2 separate regions of the Homo sapiens genome follow, and region 1 is linked to region 2. A link is an interaction called in ENCODE POLR2A ChIA-PET data of the cell type or tissue named here. Cell type or tissue: PC-3. All regions are shown on one strand. Each heading gives the region's core, and the rest is flanking DNA. Links, peaks and the distances in the headings are about the cores only. Region 1 has its middle 100 kb from the start of TBC1D5. Region 2 overlaps TBC1D5 (TBC1 domain family member 5).

Region 1 (5,383 bases), core at 323-5,322, 240 kb after region 2:
CTGGTGGGAGATGATAGGATCATAGGAGCAGATCCCTCATGAATGGTTAAGCACCATTCCCTTGGTGATAAATGAGTTTTTGGTCAGTTAGTTCATGTGAGATCTGGTTGTTTAAGAATCTGGGACTGCTCCCTTCTCTCTCTCTTGCTCTTGCTCTTGTCATGTGATGTACCTGCTCCCTCTTTGCCTTCTGCCATGAGTGGAAGCTTCTTGAGGTCCTCACCAGAAGCAGATGTTGGTGTCATGCTTGCATAGCCTGCAGAATCATGAACCAATTCTATTATTTCTTTTCTTTATAAATTACCCAGTCTTTAGGTTTTTCTTTTTCTTTCTTTCTTTCTTTTTTTTTTTTTTTTTGAGATGGATCCTTGCTCTGTTGCCCAGGCTGGAGTGCAGCAGCGCAATCTCAGCTCACTGCAAGCTCCGCCTCCCAAGTTCACGCCATTCTGCTGCCTCAGCCTCCAAAGTAGATGGAATTACAGACATGCGCCACCACGCCCAGCTACTTTTGTATTTGTAGCAGAGATAGGGTTTCACCACATTGGCCAGGCTGGTCTTGAACTCCCAACCTCAGGTGATCTGCCCGCCTCGGCCTCCCAAAATGCTGGGATTACAGGTGTGAGCCACCATGCCCGGCCTTTAGGTATTTCTTAATAGCAATGCAAAAATGACCTAACACCATTAGATTGAGAAATAGAAGAGGAACTTGGGAGCCAGTGGGCATTTTTGAATAGGAAAATGACATAATACAATGTGATTAGAAATATCAACCAGTTTTCTGGGTATCAGCTAGGAGAACAGAAAGAGGTAGGTAGGCTCATTAGGAGGCTTTGCTAGAGTTCAAGCATGAGTTACAAAGGCTGTGTACAGATAAGCACAGTGTACAGGGAGGAGGTGGAACCAAGAGAATCCTCAAGGCCTGGTGAGGCCCTGGAGAAGGATGGGTGAGGAGTCATAGAGATGGTGTGGTAGGCAGCTTCAAAGATGGCCTCCAATGATCCTTGCCTCTTGGTGTTCATGCCTTTGTATAATCCTCTCCCATTGTGTGGGCTGGACCTAGTTACTTGGCAAAAGTGATGGGATGTGATAATACTTTTGAGATTAGGTTACAAAAAGACCCTGGTTTCTGTGTTGCTCAACCTCTTTCGCACTCTCACTTGTTCACTGTCAAGGAAGATGAATTCCATGCTGTGGATTGTCCTACAGAGAGGCTCACGTGGTAAAAGGACTGAGGGTTCCCCCTGGCCAACAGTCAGCAAGAAACTGAGTTTTCAGTTCAATAACCTTTAAAGAGCTGAATTCTACCAATAACCTGGTGAATGAACTTAGAAGTGCTCAAGTTCCCCACTCAAGGAAGTGGAGCCTTGAGATGACTGCAGTCCTGGCTAATTCCTCGATTACAACCCTGTGATTATAGCCTTGTGCTGCATAATAAATTACCCTACAATGTCGTGACTGAACACATATTTTATTATTTCACAAGTTTCTGTGCGTGGGAAATCTGGGTGTGGCTTGGCTGGGTCTTCTGGCTCTGTGAGGAGGCAGCAGTCATATCAAGGCTTGACTGGGAAGGATCCACATCCTAGTCTCCTCATGTGGTTGTTGGCAGAATTTAATTCTCTGTGGGTGCTTGGACTGAGGCCCCCAGTGTCTCACAAGCCATTGGCCAGAGGCTCCCCTTGGTTCTTTGCTATGTGAGCCTCTCCATAGAGTCTGTCACACTGTGGCAGATTGATATATCAGAGCGAGCAAGTGAGAAGACAAGAGAGAAAAGTTCTACTGAGAGAGAGTACTAGCAAGATGGAATTACCCAGTTTTTTGTAACCTTATCACAGAAATGATGTCCCACTACCTTTGCTGTATTCTTCATTAGAATATGCTAGAATGTGTTAGTCACTAGGTCCAGTCCACACCCAAAGGGAGGAGATTTTACAATAGTGTCAATACCAGGGGGTGAGGATCAATGGGTACCATGTCAAAAGCTGCCTACCACATCGACAGATATTTATTGCAATTTTTGTTGTCTTCCCAAAGGGCTTTAACCTCTGAGAGGGGGCTAGTGATTTGTTCATAATAAAAGGGCTTAATGAACATTTGTTTAAAAAATGAGAGGATGTTTGCAAAGACTATTAGAGGTCTAAAGCATTATTTAGACTTAGATGTTAACACATCGATGGTCTGCTCAATTGGTCAGCAGTTTAATGGGGGAAATACCTAGCTGCTTTGACAAAATTCTGACCTTAAGTACAAAAGCCTAGTTCACTTCGTTGGATGTAAGAGCCAACTTGTGCAGCTGTGCCATGTATAAAAGTGCCTGGTATGAGTGGGTACTTAAATCCTGTCCATATTCCATTCCACTCACCAAGCTGTGTCCCCTGGCACAAGGCTATGTCAGTCTAGAGGAAGGGGTGTGTTTTTGAAATTATCTACCCAGAGGGGATACTTTTTTTATAAGCAGCACATCCCATCTGTGATCCTCTAGGGAAGTGTCAACCTTCATCTCCCTCCTCTTGTTTGCTTTCACCTGCTCTACCTGAACTATACCCTCCAAAATGGGCTTGAGGCAATGAGGGGGACAATGTCCCATGCCATACCTGACTTCCTCTCCAGCTGCTGCGAGGATTAACTTCTGTTTTGGGAGGCCTTTGAGAGCCCAGGAGGGAAGGTGCTGTACAAACGCAGACAAATTCCATCATCTTTATTAAATTGCCAAGAAAATTCTATGCACACAGTAATACCACCCTCTCCCTGAGTACTGGGTCTGACCTGACAATAGCAAACAAACAGCAAGCTGTGATCTGTTTTTAATTCCAAATGAAAATCCACCCCAAATAGAGGCGAGAAGGAGAAAAAGCAGCTCAGCAACAATGTGTGCTTTGGCTGAGGAGCCCAGGAAGCCTTGCTTCTGTTAACCTCAGCCCAGCTCCCTCCCCAAAAGCTCGACTCACACCACTGGAATGGTTGTGTATTGAGGATAAGGATGTTGACAATAGGGTTTAAGCTGCATAAATAACTGCAAATTGCTGTTCGGCCCAGCAACTGCCAGAAAAAAAAAAAATGAGAGAGAGAAAAGAGATGATAGAAGGAGCATAAGTTGTGGGGAGGGAGGGCCGGGAAGTAAGTAATGTGGAATCTGGCAACTGGCTCTGAGTGTAAAGGCACTCTGACAAGGTGATCACAGGCCACCCACAATTGTTACACAGCTATAAGAAGTTATTTTGACAGGACATGTGGCACACTTCAAATAGAGGACTCAAACCCCCAAATGATTAGTAATATGTTGCAGTAAAGTTCTGGTTTAAAGAACAAGCTATTATAACTGAGGGGGTAGAACATATATAATCTCCAAATATTCTTTTTATAATTTCCATTCAGTTCTGTCAGTGGTGATGTGAGAAGAAAGGAAAGACATACAAGTGGTTTATAAGAAAAAGGAAAAATACCAGTGAGGGCTGCCATTTTGTGCTCCCCAGTCCTCTTGCCTTCTCTTGGTACAATTTTCAATGGGTTCTCCAACATTCTTCCTTAAAGAACTCTTCCAGGGTATGCCACAGGATGCAGCAAAGGTGAAAAAGACTAGACCACAGCATGGGTGCTGCCTCAGGTCAGGTGTTTATGTATGACGTGTCACTCTACCCCAGTCTCTTGGCTTCCGGTCCTTTCCAACCTCCATCTCACCTCTTAGTTCCATTTCCCCACTCATAATAATTAACTCTTTGCTTGAAACCACGCAGTCTTTCTCCTCCTCGAAGTCTTCTTTGAATCTCAACAACTGCAGAAAAGCGCTTTGTCAAATTGTAGCAGGAGAATTTCAGGTGAGAAAAAAAATAAAGATCCACAGATGGCATGTATATTGAATACAAGGATAAAAACAGATGCAGGTCAGAAATTCTAGACTCTGCATCCCTGTTGATTTGTGTGCCCACTATCCTCCCTACTTCTGCCATGACCTTGTTCTAAGAACCATTTTCTTCTTTTTTTTAACACCAGATTTGTGCAGAAGGTGTAGTTTTTTTTCACGACCACATGCCTGGTCATAGATTATTGGTGGGGTGGTGGTCATTTAACAAAACTTGGCCTATCAGCTAGATCTTGCAGTCTAACAAAACTATAACAGAACTTGGTGGCTTAACATAATAATCAATTATTCTCACTCATGGGTCTGAGGGTCAGTTGGGCTGGCTTTACTTCATGCTGCAGGTCTGCAGATGGCTGAGGTGGCTCTGTTCAATTTATACTTATTCTGGGGTCCAGGCTGGAGAAGCAGCAGCTACCTGGGAAAAGCATCTCTCCAAGCAGTGGCAGAACTGTAAGAGGGCAAGTAGAAATACACGGTGATTCTTAAGGTTTAGGTTTGGCAATCATATACTGTCACATTCGCCCACATTTCATTGGCTATTGCAAATACATGACTGAGTACCCAACATCACTTGGGAGTAGGGGATGTTATGCTCTACCTCTGTGAGACCATGGCAACAAAAATGGAAGCCAACAATTTCAATCTATTACTGTGAATAATTCCCTGGTATTTTTCACACTGGGGCTGAGGACAAGAGCCAACCATTATGGAATGTCTTGGTGTTTAACTAGAAAGCACAGGAGCTTTTATTGCCACGTTACTTGCCGTACAGAGGGAGCCTTTTTACAGTGACAGTGATTGAAGGTGGCCCATGGAAAGTGGCAGAGACAAGAAAGAGAAAAAGAGATTCCAGGTGGCCTTTGAGTCTCTGGTTTATTTCTTCCTGCGGCTCAGCTGCTCCTACTCCCCTGCCCATCTGTGACTTGATTGGTCAACGCTTCCACGGATTACATGTCCAATGTCCATCCAAAACCAACTTTTTTGTTGTTGCCTAAATTAGTTTGATTAACTTCTGTTACTCAGAAACAAAACATATCCAGACTAATACATATACTCTGGGTCTCCATAGCAATTAGATATGAAAAGAGTTGTATTTAGACTATGTAGTGATTTCTATGACAAATATGCATCACTCCTGTATGTATATTTTTACAGTTGACCTTCCTCTTCTCTTTCCACTGCATGTTGTATAAATTATTAAGTCTTTTGGCTGAAAGCACATGCCTGCAGCCAGAAGAATTTGGAGTATCCCTTCAGAAGATGATTTGGGCTGGAAAAAGAAACCTGAAGGGAAACTGAAATGAAAGGCAGGATGGTAATGAAAAGAGATCAGGGCTGGGAATTAGAAGAGCTGGGCTGTCACTAAGTAGTTGAATAATCTTAGGCTGACCTTTTTGCCTCCCAGAGGCTCTGTTTGTTCTCTGCATATTAGGGAAGGTAATTCTGGACCATAGAGAGGCTGTGAGGATCAAAGAAAACTGTAGGTGGGAAGATGTTTTGTATACTTTAAGCATTATGTTAACA
Region 2 (5,383 bases), core at 259-5,258:
TGTTGCCCAGGCTGGAGTGCAGTGGCGCGATCTCGGCTCACTGCAAGCTCCGTCTCCCAGGTTCACGCCATTCTCCTGTCTCAGCCTCCTGAGTAGCTGGGACTATAGGCGCCTGCCACCACGCCTGGCTAATTTTTTTTGTATTTTTAGTAGAGATGGGGTTTCACCGTGTTAACCAGGATGGTCTCAATCCCCTGACCTCGTGATCCGCCCACCTCGGCCTCCCAAAGTACTGGTATTACAGGCGTAAGCCATTGCGCCCGGCCAATAAGTGGTATTAACTCAGGTTTGTGATATTCCACAACCCATAACCTTTATACAACACGACAATGCCTTTAAGTATACCTATCAGTAATGTGTATCAAAACCCATGTGGTGAATTAAAGTGACTCCCTTATCTGTCTCAATGGAATACCTTGGAAACCTGAAGTTCGTGTCTTCTATACCCATGCGCTCATAACATTGAAATGTGTGATTCATGGAGCTCAGACATTGATTTCCTCTGACTTATCTTCACTCCGAAATACACGATCCCTGGTGCTCAGTACTAAAAGAAAGCTCTCTCTGAAAATGTAGATAGCTAAGCTCTGTGCTTCAGTCAATGTGATGAGCATTAAGATTAAACATTCTAAATGACAACTCCTAGACTTTTTTCAAAATGTTACTCTTGATTATGCCATAATACGAGAGAATCAGATTTTTTTTTTTTTTTTTTTTTTTTTTTTTGAGACGGAGTCTCTTTCTGTTGCCCAGGCTGGAGTGCAGTGGCGCAATCTCGGCTCACTGCAAGCTCCACCTCCTGGGTTCGTGCCATTCTCCTGTCTCAGCCTCCCAAGTAGCCGAGACTACAGGCGCCCGCCACCACACCCAGCTAATTTTTTTGTATTTTTAGTAGGGACAGGGTTTCACCTTGTTAGCCACAGGATGGTCTCGATCTCCTGACCTCGTGATCCACCCACCTTGGCCTCCCAAAGTGCTGGGATTACAGGCATGAGCCACCGTGCCCGGCCGACAATCAGATTTTTTAATGGCATTCCTCACTTAAATCCTTAAAGCCAGTGTGCAGGTTGGCCAGACGGAACCAAAATACATCCTGAGCCTCACTAGTATAAATGTGGAATGAACACAGACAAATGCCTAAGTAAGTCTTCAAGTACCAAATTAGCATACTAACATTAAATAATAGCAAACTTCCCTAGAAAATTCAGATCTGTGGACTATCTCCATCCTCTCTCCAAAGAAAATAGGTGTAAACAGGAAGAGTTCCAAAAAGATTCTTTAAGTTTTTTGGTTTTTTTTTTTTTTTTTTGAGACAGGGTCTTGCTCTGTCACCCAGGCTGGAGTGTGGTGATATGATTACAGCTCACTGCAGCCTCAACCTCCTTGGCTCAACTGATTCTCTCATGATGAGACAGGAGTTTGGCAGGACTGGTTTTACAAGGTACAAATCACAAAGACCCCACTGGTAAAATGAGATGCGTAAAGCAGCCAGAAGAACGCACAAAAACCAAGATGGCAACGAAAGCAACCTCTGGTCATCCTTAAGGTTCTTATACATTAGCATGGTAAAAGACACTCTCACCAGTGCCATGACAGTTTACAAATGACATGGTAACATCTGGAATCTACCCTATATGATTAAAAGGGGGAGGAACTCTCAGTTCCGGAATTCCCCACCCCTTTCCCGGAAAACTCATGAATAGCCCACTGCTTGTTTAGCATATGATCGAGAAACAACCATAAAAATAGCCAACCAGCAGCCCCCAGAATCAAAGTCATTCTTTTATTCTGGCTTTTATTCTGCCGGCGGCGGGGTGGAGGGACCAAGTCTTGCTTTGTTGCCCAGGCTGGAGTGCAGTGGCGCAATCTCGGGTCACTACAACCTCTGGCTCTCTGCCTCAACCTCCCGAGTAGCTGGGATTACAGGCACGCACCACGCCTAGCTAATTTTTGTATTTTTAGTAGAGATGGGGTTTTACCATGTTGGCCAGGCTGGTCTCAAACTCCTGACCTTAAGCAATCCACCCGCCTCACCCTCTCAAAGTGCTGGGATTACAGGCGTGAGCCACCACGCCCGGCGCTATTCCTTTACTTTTCTTAATATACTTGCTTCTACTTTACTGTCAGCTTATTCTTGAATTCCTTCCTTCATGAAGCCAAGAACCCAAATGGCCTCCTGGACTGAACCCTAATTTTGGGGTTCAACCTGTGAAAACCTCAGCCTCCCAAGTAGCACCACCATACCTAGCTAATTTCTTTGTTTTGTTTTGTTTTTTGTAGAGACAGGGTTTCACCATGTTGCCCAGGCTAGTCTCAAACTCCTTGGTTCAAGTGATCTACCTGCCTCGGCCTCCCAAAGTTCTGGGATTACATGCAGGAGCCACTGTGCCTTTAAGTACTTCTTAAAGGCAATCCCAGAATTTCCTTATGAAGAACTCATCACTCTTAACAGAAGACTAGACATCCTTCACATTGAAAATAGAGCAGTAACATTCAGTTTAAACCAGTCCTTCTAGCTCTTATAACAAAAGAAAAATGTTATCAGAAAACAGAGCTCAGAGGGTAACAAGACTCTACCACATATATTACATATAAATTGAAAGAGATTGGTAAATCATTTTAATTCTCAAATATGAGACCTTTTTGAAAGCCTAACTTCCAAAATTATTGCGCATATTTTCTTTTGACTATGATTATACTCTATTTTGACCCTCAGTAGCTTAGTCTATTTTCAGCTGTACGTAATTAAGATTTGGTGCCTAGAAACAATGTAACTACATATAACTTTACTCACCATCAATTTGCTAAGAACCATGATTTTTTGGTTTGGTTTTGAGACAGAGTCTGGCTGTGTTGCCCAGTGCTCACTGCAACCTCAGTGCTCACTGCAACCTCCACTTCCAGGGTTCAAGCAATTCTCATGCCTCAGCCTCCTGAGTTCCTGGGACTACAGGTGCATACCACCACACCCAGGTAATTTTTGGTATTTTTAGTAGAGACAGGGTTTCACCATGTTGGCCAGGCTGGACTCCAACTCCGGGCCTCAAGCGATCCACCTGCCTCAGCCTCCCAAAGTGCTGGGATTGCACGTGTGAACCACCGCACCCAGCCAGATCCATGATATTTTGAATTCAACTTAGTCTCAGGCTTCCATATCCCCAAAATATCCATCTTTACATTGGTACAGTTCTCTTCTGGGATAATGTTCTTCAACAAAAAACAACTCTCTTTGGAGCAAAACCTCCTCTTCACAAAGCAGCTAGGCTGCATTTCCTAACAGACAAGCCTTCTCCAACTCATACAATCACCAATCTCAGGTTGTCTTTGCATGAATGAGTGACTCATCAACATGGTTTTTTTTTAAAGGAGTCAAGCTCCTAAGCCACAATAAGTATTAGTCACATAGTATTAACTACTTTTACTAAACCACACAATTAAAACAAACACAAGCAAATTTATAATACCCTAGAGACCATATACATCAGAAAACCCTACAATTTTTCAGGACCTCAAATCTTAGCTGAACTCAGTCATAAGTAATGTGTTGAATTACATGTAATAAAAATGTCTAGTTCAACCTGGCATTTTTAGCAACTAGAATGCTGCTCAGCAGCACCTGTGATTTTCAGAACTTAAAGTGCAAATTTAATCATCCCACAAACGTTAAATTGTGTTTGAAAGAGTTTGGGCAGTAGGAACAAATATTTAAAAAGAGGAAAAGGATAGTCTTTTTTAGTAACCAGAAAATTTGATCATGCAGGAAAACAAAGTTCACCTAAGCTTCATTTTATCTACTTCTATGATTAAAGATCAGGAAAGTATGCTTCATTTTTAGGAAGCATACCAGTAAATATTAACACATATATATTAACATGCTCAATTGTGACCGACAAATATTATGAGACTTCTAAGTTTAAGGGGGAAATAAAGACTTTGTTAATATCCAATAATGCAATACAGAAATTATATTTATGTTATGTGTAATAAATGTTTTCATAATATTGAATAGACTTTTTCATACAAAGATGAAGACCCATTCACCAAATTACTGACTTCTGTATTATACTCTGAAAAAAATCAATAAATCATTTAAGCTTGCTCTCTAGTTCTAGACACATTTATTTTGCAAGTTGGCCTGTCTAAATTGTGATAGACTAGAACGCAAATAAAGTAGGTCTCTCATTTCATGACTACTCTACTGCCCACACCTCCCCTTCTCCTGATAAAGTCAATCAGAAGCTCCTGAGAAGAGTCTAATTTTTACCAAAAATATTTTCACCACAAGTATTTTAGGGCTGCGTACAGTGGCTCATGCCTGTGATATCAGGCACGTTGGGAAGCCAAGGAGGGAGGATCGCTTGAGCCCAGGGAGTTCAAGGCTAGCCTGGGCAACATAGAGTGACACCAGCTCCACAAAAAAATTAAAAAATTAGCCATCCATGGTGGCATGCGCCTGGGGTTCCAGCTATTCAGGAGGCTGCTGGGAGGATTGGGAGGATTGCTTGAACCCAGGAATGCGAGGCTGCAGTGAGCGGTGATTGCACTGCACTCCAGTCTGGGCAACAGAGTGAAACCCCGTCCAAAAAAAGAAAGTATTTTTATTTTCTTTTACTCAAACCTTTGGCTATCTGTAATATATATAAAGCAAGAATAGTGTAATTAATGATAATGCAAAAGAAAAGTAATAATGATACTGGTGACTTTTTATAACAATTTTTAGAATATATAAATAAAAATTAGCAGCATAAGAAATGCTTAATTCAATATAATTAAATATGAGAGAATATCCTTCAGGAGAGAAAACTTAAATATAGCATTTTATAATATTAAACCTTTACAAGGTTCAGTTCATGGGTTTTTAAAATTGTTTTGTTAGGATCAAATTATACACTTTGACAAAGAGGTCATTTCTATACTGAAAAACAACAACAACAACAACAAATAACCAAAAGCCAGTAAATAATATCAAAACTCCCAAAAAACGATCCTGATGCACACCAACAGCTTCAGATAAGACAGAAAATCCCAGCTCAAGATAGGTCTTGCAACATAATGAGAGGAAAAAAATGATAAGAAATGGCTTAATCAAATTCCTTTACAATAATTAGTTCGATTTTACCAAAGAGAATAATTAGCCATGGTTTAAACTAACCAGATATATATATCTGCTGTAACTATTAGATTAAAATCAGTGATTTTCCAGAATATCTCCTTTGAAAGTAGTATGCAGATAACATCTCATAGAATAAAGATGATCTAAAAACTCAGATGACCATTTACCAAAAATAATTGTTAAACCTTCATTATGTACAAGAAATTAAAGGTAGTATTAGATGAACGTAATACAATCCATCAATACAAATTGCAGTTTAAAATATTTTCT

Evidence for each region. ChIA-PET counts read pairs that join two places held together with the same protein. Peaks named below come from ENCODE experiments on the same cell type or tissue, not always from the same donor. Only the 100,000 strongest peaks of a DNase experiment are listed, where the experiment ranks them.
Region 1: POLR2A ChIA-PET joins it to region 2 with 9 read pairs; 3 of 35 experiments call an interaction of 5 or more read pairs at or near these places.

The regions. Positions count from the first base shown.
Region 1 is chr3:17,843,722-17,849,104 of GRCh38, forward strand. No RefSeq gene overlaps it. Among named protein-coding and RNA genes, the nearest start is that of TBC1D5, 100 kb to the left of the region's middle. In PC-3, for the core only: no CTCF peak of the experiment used is centred there; no DNase peak of the experiment used is centred there.
Region 2 is chr3:17,601,865-17,607,247 of GRCh38, forward strand. All of the region lies in intron 2 of TBC1D5 (TBC1 domain family member 5), which reads right to left. Among named protein-coding and RNA genes, the nearest start is that of TBC1D5, 140 kb to the right of the region's middle. In PC-3, for the core only: no CTCF peak of the experiment used is centred there; DNase peaks (open chromatin) are centred at 457 and 3,337; H3K27ac peaks cover 1,294 bases.